2 separate regions of the Homo sapiens genome follow, and region 1 is linked to region 2. Evidence: chromatin loops called from intact Hi-C (ENCODE). Cell type or tissue: heart right ventricle. All regions are shown on one strand. Each heading gives the region's core, and the rest is flanking DNA. Links, peaks and the distances in the headings are about the cores only.

The links. A loop is a pair of places that touch in the nucleus more often than their neighbours do. Peaks named below come from ENCODE experiments on the same cell type or tissue, not always from the same donor. Only the 100,000 strongest peaks of a DNase experiment are listed, where the experiment ranks them.
Region 1: a loop joins it to region 2, with 3 times the contacts of the local background. A loop is called at or near these places in 1 of 110 quality-filtered maps.

Annotation. Positions count from the first base shown.
Region 1 is chr21:34,082,055-34,087,436 of GRCh38, forward strand. All of the region lies in intron 1 of MRPS6 (mitochondrial ribosomal protein S6), which reads left to right. All of the region lies in intron 1 of SLC5A3 (solute carrier family 5 member 3), which reads left to right. Among named protein-coding and RNA genes, the nearest start is that of SLC5A3, 11 kb to the left of the region's middle. In heart right ventricle, for the core only: no CTCF peak of the experiment used is centred there; no DNase peak of the experiment used is centred there.
Region 2 is chr21:34,002,395-34,007,776 of GRCh38, forward strand. The region is part of intron 2 of LOC105372790 (a long non-coding RNA gene); the gene reads left to right. Among named protein-coding and RNA genes, the nearest start is that of MRPS6, 68 kb to the right of the region's middle. In heart right ventricle, for the core only: no CTCF peak of the experiment used is centred there; a DNase peak (open chromatin) is centred at 2,843.

The sequences.
Region 1 (5,382 bases), core at 326-5,325, 80 kb after region 2:
GTTTTTTTTTTTTTGATGTTGCCAACTAATTGAATACTTAGGTACCATGGATCAAATGTAATGTATCTGTGGGTTAGGTTGGCTCTCATTTTGTAATCTAGATATTCAGATAATTAGCTGTAGGTTGTCTGTAAATCTCTTAGCATTTATGTTGACAAAGCCCACCTTGTTAATTGGTCACTGGTTTGCAGTAGGACTGATTTCAGCAATGGCAGGCATATTCAATTCTTGAAAGTATCTATAGTTTCGGATTGTTGGGTTGTATATGTGCATTTAGGCTAAAATATACATGTAGGCTTCAGAGCTGCACCGTGTAAACTGTGAGGGAGTGACATTCACAGTCCACTTTTTCTTTCAATGTCTGAGTGATATCTTGTTTTAGGCATGTATTAGTACTATTTGGTTTGTACCCGTTGTATTAACCTCTTAGGTGTTTGAAATACTACTGGCATGCAAAGATTGCTTTGCCTAGAAAATATTTTTTTTTGCTCAGAGTGTATCTGTGGAATTAAAAATAGTTTACCCATGATCCCTGGAAAATAGTATTACCATGAAAAAAATTCAGGTGCTCTCTTGGTAAAGATTATAGAGGAGGGAGGTGATGACATTTTTATTTTTGACCAGGCTTTGTGTTTCCATAAAATAGAAGCCAAGTTATTACCTTGACTAACCTTCTTTTTTTGTCTTTTTTTTCACTCCCACTCCAGATAGATAACATCAAATTGCAAATAAAACGAACTCAGATCCCAGGTTGTTCTTACGTACGTTTTGGCCCAAGGTGTAATTGACTTGTTTTGCTTCCCCTTGCAATCATTTTTACTATGATTACAGTCCCAGGTAAGGTAATTTCTGTCCACTTTGGGCATACCTCAGTAGAGGTTGGTGTAGATGAAAGCTTAAAAATGAAATTGCAAGTGAAAGCACAGACTTAGCAAAACTTTCTTTATTGGAGCCCTCAATCCTCATAAACTGGCATTTTTCTGCTTCTGCCCCAGAATCGAGAATTCCTGGTTTTGTCTTTGTTTTGACTTGAGTTTTTAAAAGTTTCTCTGTAACACCTACCCTGGAGTGGTTAAGTGCTTTAATTTTGTCAGGTGAAGAAACCAAGTGCAGTTATGGTAGCCGGGTTGCTGTGGATATAATCCAGTTTGAGAAAATTCTCATTGTGGTGATCAGAAGTGCAGTGTTGTGGTTGCATTTCAGCTGCTGGGAAGATGCTCTTGCAAATCCATGTGTCGTCTTTGCTTCCGTTAGAAAGGTGCAGAATCAGTGTAAGTTCCAGATATCTGCTCCCTTTTCATTTTGTGCTCAGATGCCCCGTGTATGAATTCCGAATATAAAACATCTGTTCAGTCTGGTTTTGATTCAGATTTAAGGTGAATTTCTGTTGCTCAGTTGAAAAGCTAAATTTGAGTGTAGGCTCTGTCAGGCATGTTGTAGGAAAGGTGTATGGTACTGAAGTGTGTGGTTTTGTTTTTTAACTGCTTGACACTGTTAAGTAAGCAAATGACCCAGTCATGGGTTGTTTTGATTGCCATTCTTCTGTTGGTGTACTGCTTGCCTTCTGTTTTGTTAATAGTCATATGAGAAAACAGTTGTATGAAGTATAGTATCTTGAAGCTTTAAGACACCAAGTTTCCATTAGGCAGCCTAAGTCTCGCAGACTTTGGTAGCACTGTTGGTCTCATGGGAATGCCATTCTCATGTGTGGACTAAGTAAGGGCCAGGAGATTTTGCAAATTTTGTGTGTGTAAGAAGATTGAAGAAAACATTTTTCCTAATGTCACTGTCTTGAGTATTTTATCTGATTAGGATGGACTCATTGGAAACTATTGATAATTTCAAGATTTCTTGTCATCTGGCATACAAAGAAAACAGTCGTGACCCTATTTCCCTGGATTTTTCTATCCCTCTACTTGTCCTGTGTTTGCAATGCAAGAGGAAAATCCAGCTGCCTTTATAATCTAGAATACCATGTTTCTGTTTTTATTTCTTAGGTTTAATTCAGGGCGTAATTTCTACCAGTCCCTCCAAATACTGTTAAAGTTACTCTTTTTGTGGTCTTACTTCTTACTTCTTGAGTGTTATATTCTCCAAACCTTGGAGAAAATTAGAAGGTTTTAAAGTTTTCCAACTGAAAAGTATCTTTCAGAGGAAATACCCTAATTTCTGAATCTTCTATTTATAACTTGGCCTGGAGAATTATAATCTGGTCTACCAGGAAGGTGCTTGTGCTTAGGTTTTCTGCCTTAGTCACATGGAAAGATGAGCAGAAGCGATTTCCTTCTAGAAACAGTTTTTTTCTAGAAACATAAAATTGGAACCAAGTAGACTGAGAACAGAAAAAAAACACAAAGTTGACCTGGTAGGATGTTTTACCTCTATAAACCTCATAGTTGCTAGCCTTTGAGGGAGGCTAGATGAGTTGATAATAATGCCTAACCTTAGCAATGGATTGAAGTAGGGGTGCAGGGGTTATGTAGGTGTGTATATGTATTTAGGATATATATACACACCTACATATTATACACACACACATATGTACAATTCTCTTGAATCCTCAGCCATCTAAGGTTAGGTAGAGCTATTTCCATTTTACAAATGGAAAAACTGAAGAATTAAAACACAGACTTGGTCATACGTAATGGTAAATACAGTAGTTTAATGAAATTTTGTATTGTACCTATCACTCAGCTTCAACTGTTAATTTCCAGTCTGCTCACCTCTGTTTTCTTTATCTTAAAATTTTTTTCATTAATTTCCCTTGGCTAACATGACTAAAAAAATTTCAGACTTAAAGAGCAGTTCATTTAACACTTGTATGATTTTTGCCTAGATCACTAATTGTTAGAATATGCCTTATTTTATCTTTTTTTAATCTGCGTTATTTTGAGAGTTGCAGACATCTTGACATACCTTTCTTAGGAATAAGGGCCTTCCTCCTAACCACAACATAGTCATCACATTCAAAACGGACATTGATACGATACTACCACCAAATATTCAATTCATATAGAAATTTACGCTGTTCTTCCAGTAATAGTTTTTAGTGTTTTAATTCAGTATTCAATCAAGGATCATATATTTACTTGTTTAGTCTCCTTGAACAGTTCCAAAGCCTTTGTCATTAATAACAGTGGCACTTTGAGGAGTTTTGGAGTCCAGGCCTACTGTTTTGCAGAAACCCTCACTTTGGAGTTGACTGTAGTTGCGTTTTCATGATTAGAGTTAGATTAGCCATTGTTGACAGGAATGAGTATTTCATAGGGATGTCAATGCATCACACCGGGAGGCATACCACTTTGTTAAGCAGTCATTTGGTTAGGTGGCATTCACCAGAATGGGCCATTGTAAATGTACCCTATTTCCCTTTTGTATTAAGTGATCTATGGAATAACAAACTTGAGACTGAATATTTTGTTTTCCAACAATCTGCATTGGTTTTAGCATCTGTTGGTGACTGAATCAGTTATTGCAGGAGTACTTTAAAGCAAACTTAGATATATCATTTCACCTGTAAGTAATTAGTGTATAAGAAATAAGGACTTTTTTTTTTTTTTTTTTGAGACTGAGTCTCGCTCTTTCGCCCAAGCTGGAGTGCCAGTGGCGTGATCTCGGCTCACTGCAAGCTCTGCCTCCCGGGTTTCACGCCATTCTCCTGCCTCAGCCCCAGCTGGGACTGGGACTACAGGCGCCCGCCACCGCACCCAGCTAATTTTTTGTAGTTTTAGTAGAGACGGGGTTTCACCGTGTTAGCTAGGGTGGTCTTGATGTCCTGACCTCGTGATTCACCCGCCTCGGCCTCCCAAAGTGCTGGGATTACAGGTGTGAGCCACTGCGCCCGGCCAGAAATAAGGACTTTTAAACAACCGTAGTGCCTTTACACCTAACTACAATTCCTTAACACCTCATGTTCATGTTCAAATTCCCTGAATTGTCAAAAGTGTCTGTCTACAGTTCTGGTTGACTCTGAATCTAAACAAGGTCCACAAATTATGTTTGCTTAATGACCTTAAGTCTCTTACTCTGTAATAGCTTCTTACCCCACTCTTTACCTTTCCGGATTTGGCTGGTCACTTATGCTGTTTATATATATTCTTCTATTCCAGGTAATTTCTGTAGACCCATAGGTTCTAGAAATTTGATTAGATTCAGGTTTTGTTTTGTTTTGTTTTGTAAGAGCACTTAAGTGGTCTTGGGAGGGATAGATCACATCAAGAGGGACACATGTCTGCATTTTAGAGAAAAGATTAATTCTTGGTGTGGGTACAGATGTTAGCAGCTGCATGCGTCCATTTTGAAGTCCCCCAGCAGCCTTTCTCCTGAAAATTGTAGCATCCCTGTACTCATAGCCTGGGTGCATTACTTCAGGGCTTACCGGTGGTGATTTTTCTCATTACATTAGTCCTTTTGCATCAGTTAGCTGGATTTTATCTGACTTGTGTTTATTTCTAGTTTGTGTTTGTGTGTGTGTGTGTGTGTGTGTGTGTGTGTATCTTCCTGAAAGGTGTTGTAAAAGGATGCGTTCTTCATCTTTATTTCAGAAAGGATGTTCATGAACTCCCTTAGTGATCCTCTCAAATGTCCTCAGTTTTCTCATTTGTAAATTGGGGATCATTATCATGTCTGCCTCTTGGGGTTTTTGTTAGGATTAGATGAGCTCAAACATGTAGTGTAAAAATAGTGGTTGGCACATGGTGTTTGGTAAATGCTAGTTACTAAGGTAACTTCTTTAGTTTTGTGGGAACTCTGAACTCAAGTTGTAATGGAGAGGTGGAAGAGGATTCTTCATGAGTTGACATCAGGGTGCTTGGGTTTCTGTTGGGTGAGCTGAAGGGAATTGTTGCTTGCCGGCACTGACCTGCTCTTTCAGCTGTGTGGGAACAGTTGCCAGACAGACACGCACAGGGAAGGTCTGCACATATCACTGCACACTAAGAGGTGGATGTCGACAGTTGCAGCAGTAAAACTTGAAACACGTTCCGCAGTGGAGTTAGCACAGTGAAGGGAAGTGGGCCAGACTGGTGGTAGGTGGTAGGTTGAGGGAGATGGTGGCTCCAGATACAGGTTTTTACTATGTCATGGGCCACTGAGATTTTTATCTGAATGAACATATTTGTCTAGTCCAGTTTGCCTTGTCATTACACATACCCTCAACTGGAGCTATTTGAGATTGCAGATCACTGGTGGAGGAGGGAGGAGGCTCTTTTTCCCTTTAGCCTCTTTAATCTGCATCTCTTGTTGCTTAAAAAACCACTGTTGATGGTAATATAGGATATTGGAAGTTTAGCAGTCTTGATGGCGAAGAACTTAGTTGTTAATATTTGATTTTTTTATTTAACAAACATTTGAGCACCTGTAATATGTAAGATGGTGTTCTGG
Region 2 (5,382 bases), core at 308-5,307:
TTTTTGGAGAGATGGAGTTTCGCCATGTTGCCCAGGCTGGTCTTGAATTTCTGGGCTCAAGCGATCCTCCCACCTCGGCCTCCCAGAATGTTGGGATTACAGCAGGCCTAGCCTAATTTTGTTAATTTTTAAATGTGGCTACCAGAGAACTTTAAATGAACTATGTGGCTCACATTATGTATTGACTGAACAATGCATCTGTAGAGGCTGTCTTTGGAAGTTTACTATATAACCAAGACCCACGAACACTCATGCAGTTCCCAGGGGTATCATGGACTGCTTAAAGTCCCATCTGTGAAACCCTAACATGATGATTTTAAAGGTTACTTTTCATTTACATTCAAAATGTACATAAAGAATGTCCCTGTGAGATTAGATCACTTAAGGGAGAACCATGTCTGTGTTTCACTACGCAGAAAATGGTTTCATCGTCTTTGTCCTGAAAGCCACTGCCTGGAAGGGCTGTGCAGCGCTCAGAGTGGGAGAGGCAGACCTCTGAGACAAATGACTTCAGCATCACTACAGCTGTGGCTAGAATGAGAACAGCCTCAAATTTCACTAATGAAGAGATTTTCTGAGTTCCATGTGAGCAACGCCGCTTCCTTCCCATCCCCGAGTGATTCCCCTTGTCAAAGAAAAAAGACACAACCAAAAGGGAGAGCTGCCATCCTTTCAGGTCCCTTCTTGTTCTTCGTCTCACTGAATTCACCCCTAAATGCTTTGAAGTATTCTCCATGACTGTTTCATCAACTGAGGAAAGGAGGCCCAGAATGGCTTAGAAACTTGCTAACTGGTTTAGAAGAAGAACTGAGATTCAAATGCTTTGCAGTGTAGGTCTGCTTCTGCCACAAAATGGCAGCCAGGGGAGGAAGGAGAAAGTGAGGAAAGGGGGAAAATTAGCGCTCGGGCTTTGTCAGATCTCAGGAGAGGCGGACGCTGGCTAAGCCCCATCGCCTTATCTTTATTTTGTGAGAAGCAAACTGTGGGGTTTGGTTGCAAGAGAAGATCTTACTAGGGACCAGTTGCAGGGTGTATTAATCAGGGGTTTCCAGAGAAACAGAACTAATAGGATCTATCTGCCTGTCATCTCTCTCTCTCTCTCCTATCTATCTATCTATCTATCTATCATCTATCTATCTATCATCTATCTATCTATCTATCTATCTATCTATCTATCATCTAATCTATCATCTATCTATCTATTCATCATCTATTTATCAACTATCATCTCTCATCTATCAACTATTTGTTTGCCATCTATTATCTATCTATCATCTATTTATCTATTAATCATCTATTTATTAACTATCAATCTATCATCTGTCATCCATCAACTATTTATCTGTCTATCCATTCTCTATCTATCTGTCTCTCTGTCTGTCAATCAGTCAGTCAATCCATCGCCAGAATTGGCTCACATTATTATGGAGGCTGAGAAGTCCCACAATCTGATCTACCATCTGAAAGCTGGAGACCCAGGAAAGCTGGTGGTGTAATTCAGTCCTGGGAATGGAGGTGGTGGGAGGATACTGGCGTCAGTTCCAGACTCTAAAGGCTCGAGAACCAGGAGCTCCAAAGTTCAAGGGCAGGAAAAAATGAATGTCCCAGTTGAAGATGAGAAAACAAATTCACCCTTCCTCTGCCATTGTGTTCTATTCAGGCCCTCAATGGATGGGATGAGGCCTACACACACTGCTGAGGGCTCTCTTCTTTGCTCAGCCGACCAATTCAAACGCTCATCTTTTCCAGAAACACCCTCATAGACACACCCAGGAATAATCTTTTACCAGCTATCTGGGCATCCCTTAGCCCAGTCAAGTTGACACATTAAAATTAACCATCCTACAGGGATTTCCTACCGTTTTGGGGAAGCCATCTTTTCATGGCTTCCTTCCAGAGGAAAATTCCTGCTATATGCTTGACAGAAAGAACAAAACCCCAAACATACAAAAAGACCAGTCTGTGGAATGTAGACAATTTGGGTCAGATGTGGTTCCCTGCCTAGAGGAGCCAGTGAGATGAGCCATTTCCATCCACCAAAGATGGGCTTGAAATGTGGTCTACCTTTCAACATGGTGCCACTGAGGGCTTCTGAGCTGGCTGTGATCATCTGACAAAACGCTGTGTTGGCCAACTCATAGAAGAGTTTGCTAGCTGGCCTGGCCCCAAGCAGAAGCAGCAGGTTACTGCCCAAATTCTCCAAGTGGGATGACCAGCGGCTATATAAAGGGCAAACAAACAAGAAAGCCTTTCTTTCTGAGAATGTTTCCACTGCAGTTAGGTTAGAAAATGATCCAGGGAAGATATAAACTAGCCCTTTCATTTAGCAAAATAAAATGCCTATCCGCTTGGTAATCTGTGCAGTGGAAGTCAGAGCCAGAGTCTTGTTTTTAAAGATTTTGTTTAATTCACCACCCCCATACCTCCCCTCCCACTGCCTAGCATCAGGCTGGACAAGAAGAAAAGGGACACTGGCCTGCAGATGCTGCCACGTGACATGTCCTTATAGAATAGCTTCTGTGACATTTGTATTAAGTAACCACAGGAAAAAAGGTGAGGTGTTGATGACAGAAGGCATCTGTATTTTCTGGGGTTGGGTTCCAGTTTTAATGAATATGGATAATGCACAAAACATCTCATTTTTCGGAGCTGTGTTTTTTCATTAAACACTGCCACTCTGCATGGGAAAGGAACTGGACATTCCTGACACATTATTTGGCAGGTCTCAATCGCAAGTGCTCCAATATTGGCTTTCGGAAACCCATTCCAGATTTGGCCCAGATTGTCAAATCTTGTCCAGAGCACCAAGTCAAAAGGTGCCTCTAAGCCCTGGGCAGAGTGCCAGGCTCTGAAAAACACTGGCTGGATCTCCTCAGGGACCCTGGCTGAGACAGGCGAGTGATTTGTTCTTCAAATGACCTTTCCCTCCTTGGAAAAGAGCACCCGGAATAAAAGTGCAAGATGTGCTTCAGATGTCCCCCAAGAGTTTAACACAAGCAGAGGTATTGAGGGGCTTCTGTGTATTGACCAAAGAAGAAACATTTTTTTGGCTGGGCATGGTGGCTTACGCCTGTAATCTCAGCACTTTGGGAGGCTGAGGCGGGTGGATCACCTGAGGTCAGGAGTTCGAGACCAGCCTGGCCAACATGGTGAAACTCCCATCTCTACCCACAAATACAAAAATTCGCCAGGCATCACCTGTAATCCCAGCTACTCGGGAGGCTGAGGCAGGAGAATTGCTTGAACCCGGGAGGCGGAGGTTGCAGTGAGTGTGGTGGTGGGCACCTGTAATCTCAGCTACTCAGGAGGCTAAGGCAGGGGAATCAATTGATCCGATCTTGGCTGCAGTGAGCCAAGATCGAACCACTGCACCCCAGCCTCGGCAACAGAGCAAGACTCCATCTCAAAAACAAAAACAAATGAACAAACGAACAAAAAGAAACATTTTTTCCCTGTGGTAGGATGTCTGCCCTCAAGCAGTGAACCCAACTACTGTAGAACTGGTGGCACCTGTCCAATTAAAAATGACATTTGCTTTAAGGTAAAAATATATTATATATTAGGGTTGGGGCTCTGTCTTCTCCTGAGTAGTGTGTCATCCAGCATTTTTCAAAGCATGGTCTGGAGACCCTCCTACATCAGAATCAGGGGACGTGTTTCAATTACAAATTTCTGACCAAACCACCTACCAAATACGTGGGAACTAGAGCTAAGAATTTTCACTGTACCAAGCTCCAGGAAATCCTGATATACCCCAAAGTTTGTGAGCCATTGGATGTAAAAAACCACATACATATATATAAAATTGTTGTTGTTTGTTTGTTTTTGAGATGGAGTCTTGCTCTGTCTCCCAGGCTGGAGTGCAATGGCGCTATCTTGGCTCACTGCAACCTCTGCCTCCTGGGTTCAAGCCATTCTCTTGTCTCAGCCTCCTGAGTAGCTGGGATTACAGGCATGAGCCACCACACCCAGCTAATTTTTGTATTTTTGGTAGAGATGGGATTTCACCATGTTGGCCAGGCTGGTCTTGAACTCCTGACCTCAAGTGATCTGCCCACCTCAGCCTCCCAAAGGGCTGGGATTACAGGTGTGAGCCACCACACCTGGCCCCCTTCATATATTTTAAAGCCATTAAAGCAAGCTGTGATGGACAATAAGATTGGTTTCTTTTGCTCACATCCATGTGAACTTATTTAATTGTGTGTCTGTGGTAGTGAAACTTTGAACCACAAAAGACAGGGACTACTTTAAGCCTTCGCTTTTGCAGATTGATACGTGTATCTCGTCCTTTTGCAGTTACTTGTCATTATCTGCCTAAGAATAGTATTTCTAAGAAGTTGTTTCTGTGTATCTTCTGGGGAAGAATTTGTCCTTCAGTTACATGTGATTGCAACATGTTGATAAAAGCAAAAGAAAAGCAATAAAATCATTTGGTTGAATATCTCATTTCTTTGAAGCCAAACAGTTTTTGAGTGATAAGAAAGCAATTCAGTGGAACTTACTGTTCAGCATCTTACAGAACAGGATTCATATGTACTTGTGTATTCACATGCGAATTCATGCACACATTATCACCTAAGAGAGTCTGAGTGTCCTGGTCCTCAAAGTATGTGGTTTTCAGAATTTACACTGTATACAAATCTAGAACGACATTTGCTGCCTAAAGGACAATGACGTTAGATCTACACAGCAAGAGTTGAATAGAGCTTTGTTCATCTTCTCACAAATTTGGGTGGATCTAAATTGCTTATTTTAGGACAATTTAAACTTCCTAGTTTAAAACTTTATGGTTATCTGGTTAACTTAGGTGAAGTCTATTACATTAGACAGCAATGAAAGCAAATGAGCCACCCGCCAAGTAACAAATGGACCTTTAACCAAATATTCCTAAATATTCCAAATATTCCTAAATCACTACAAAACGCTTCTCTAAAATCCCCAAAACTGTTCCATCCAGGGACAATATAAAGTCAACAGGACCCTATGAAGATGCCAGTGCTAAACCAAAGTCAGAACATGTTTCTTCTTATGAACAATGGAATCTTTTATCCATAACGGGGTCTCTTTTTAGTTTGCCTGGTAAATCTAGAAATACCAGGGTGACCCCCACTGAGACATCATAGTACCCAAAGGAAAATGTTGCTTCCTTCATTCTGTGACCATAGAGAGTTTAAAAGTGTGTAGCCAAAACTTTTGTTAGTTTTAGAGGAGATGCATCTAATGATTTTGCTGTGGTTGTTAGGCCAGAAGTTCATTTAGAGTTCATCTATGCCTCTAGATCATTCTCCCAGGTCCTCTTACAACTTCCTGGCTCAATCATAGTGGTAAGGTCCACCTTGTTCAACTCCCATGTTCCTAAGCAACATTAACTACTATGACGTG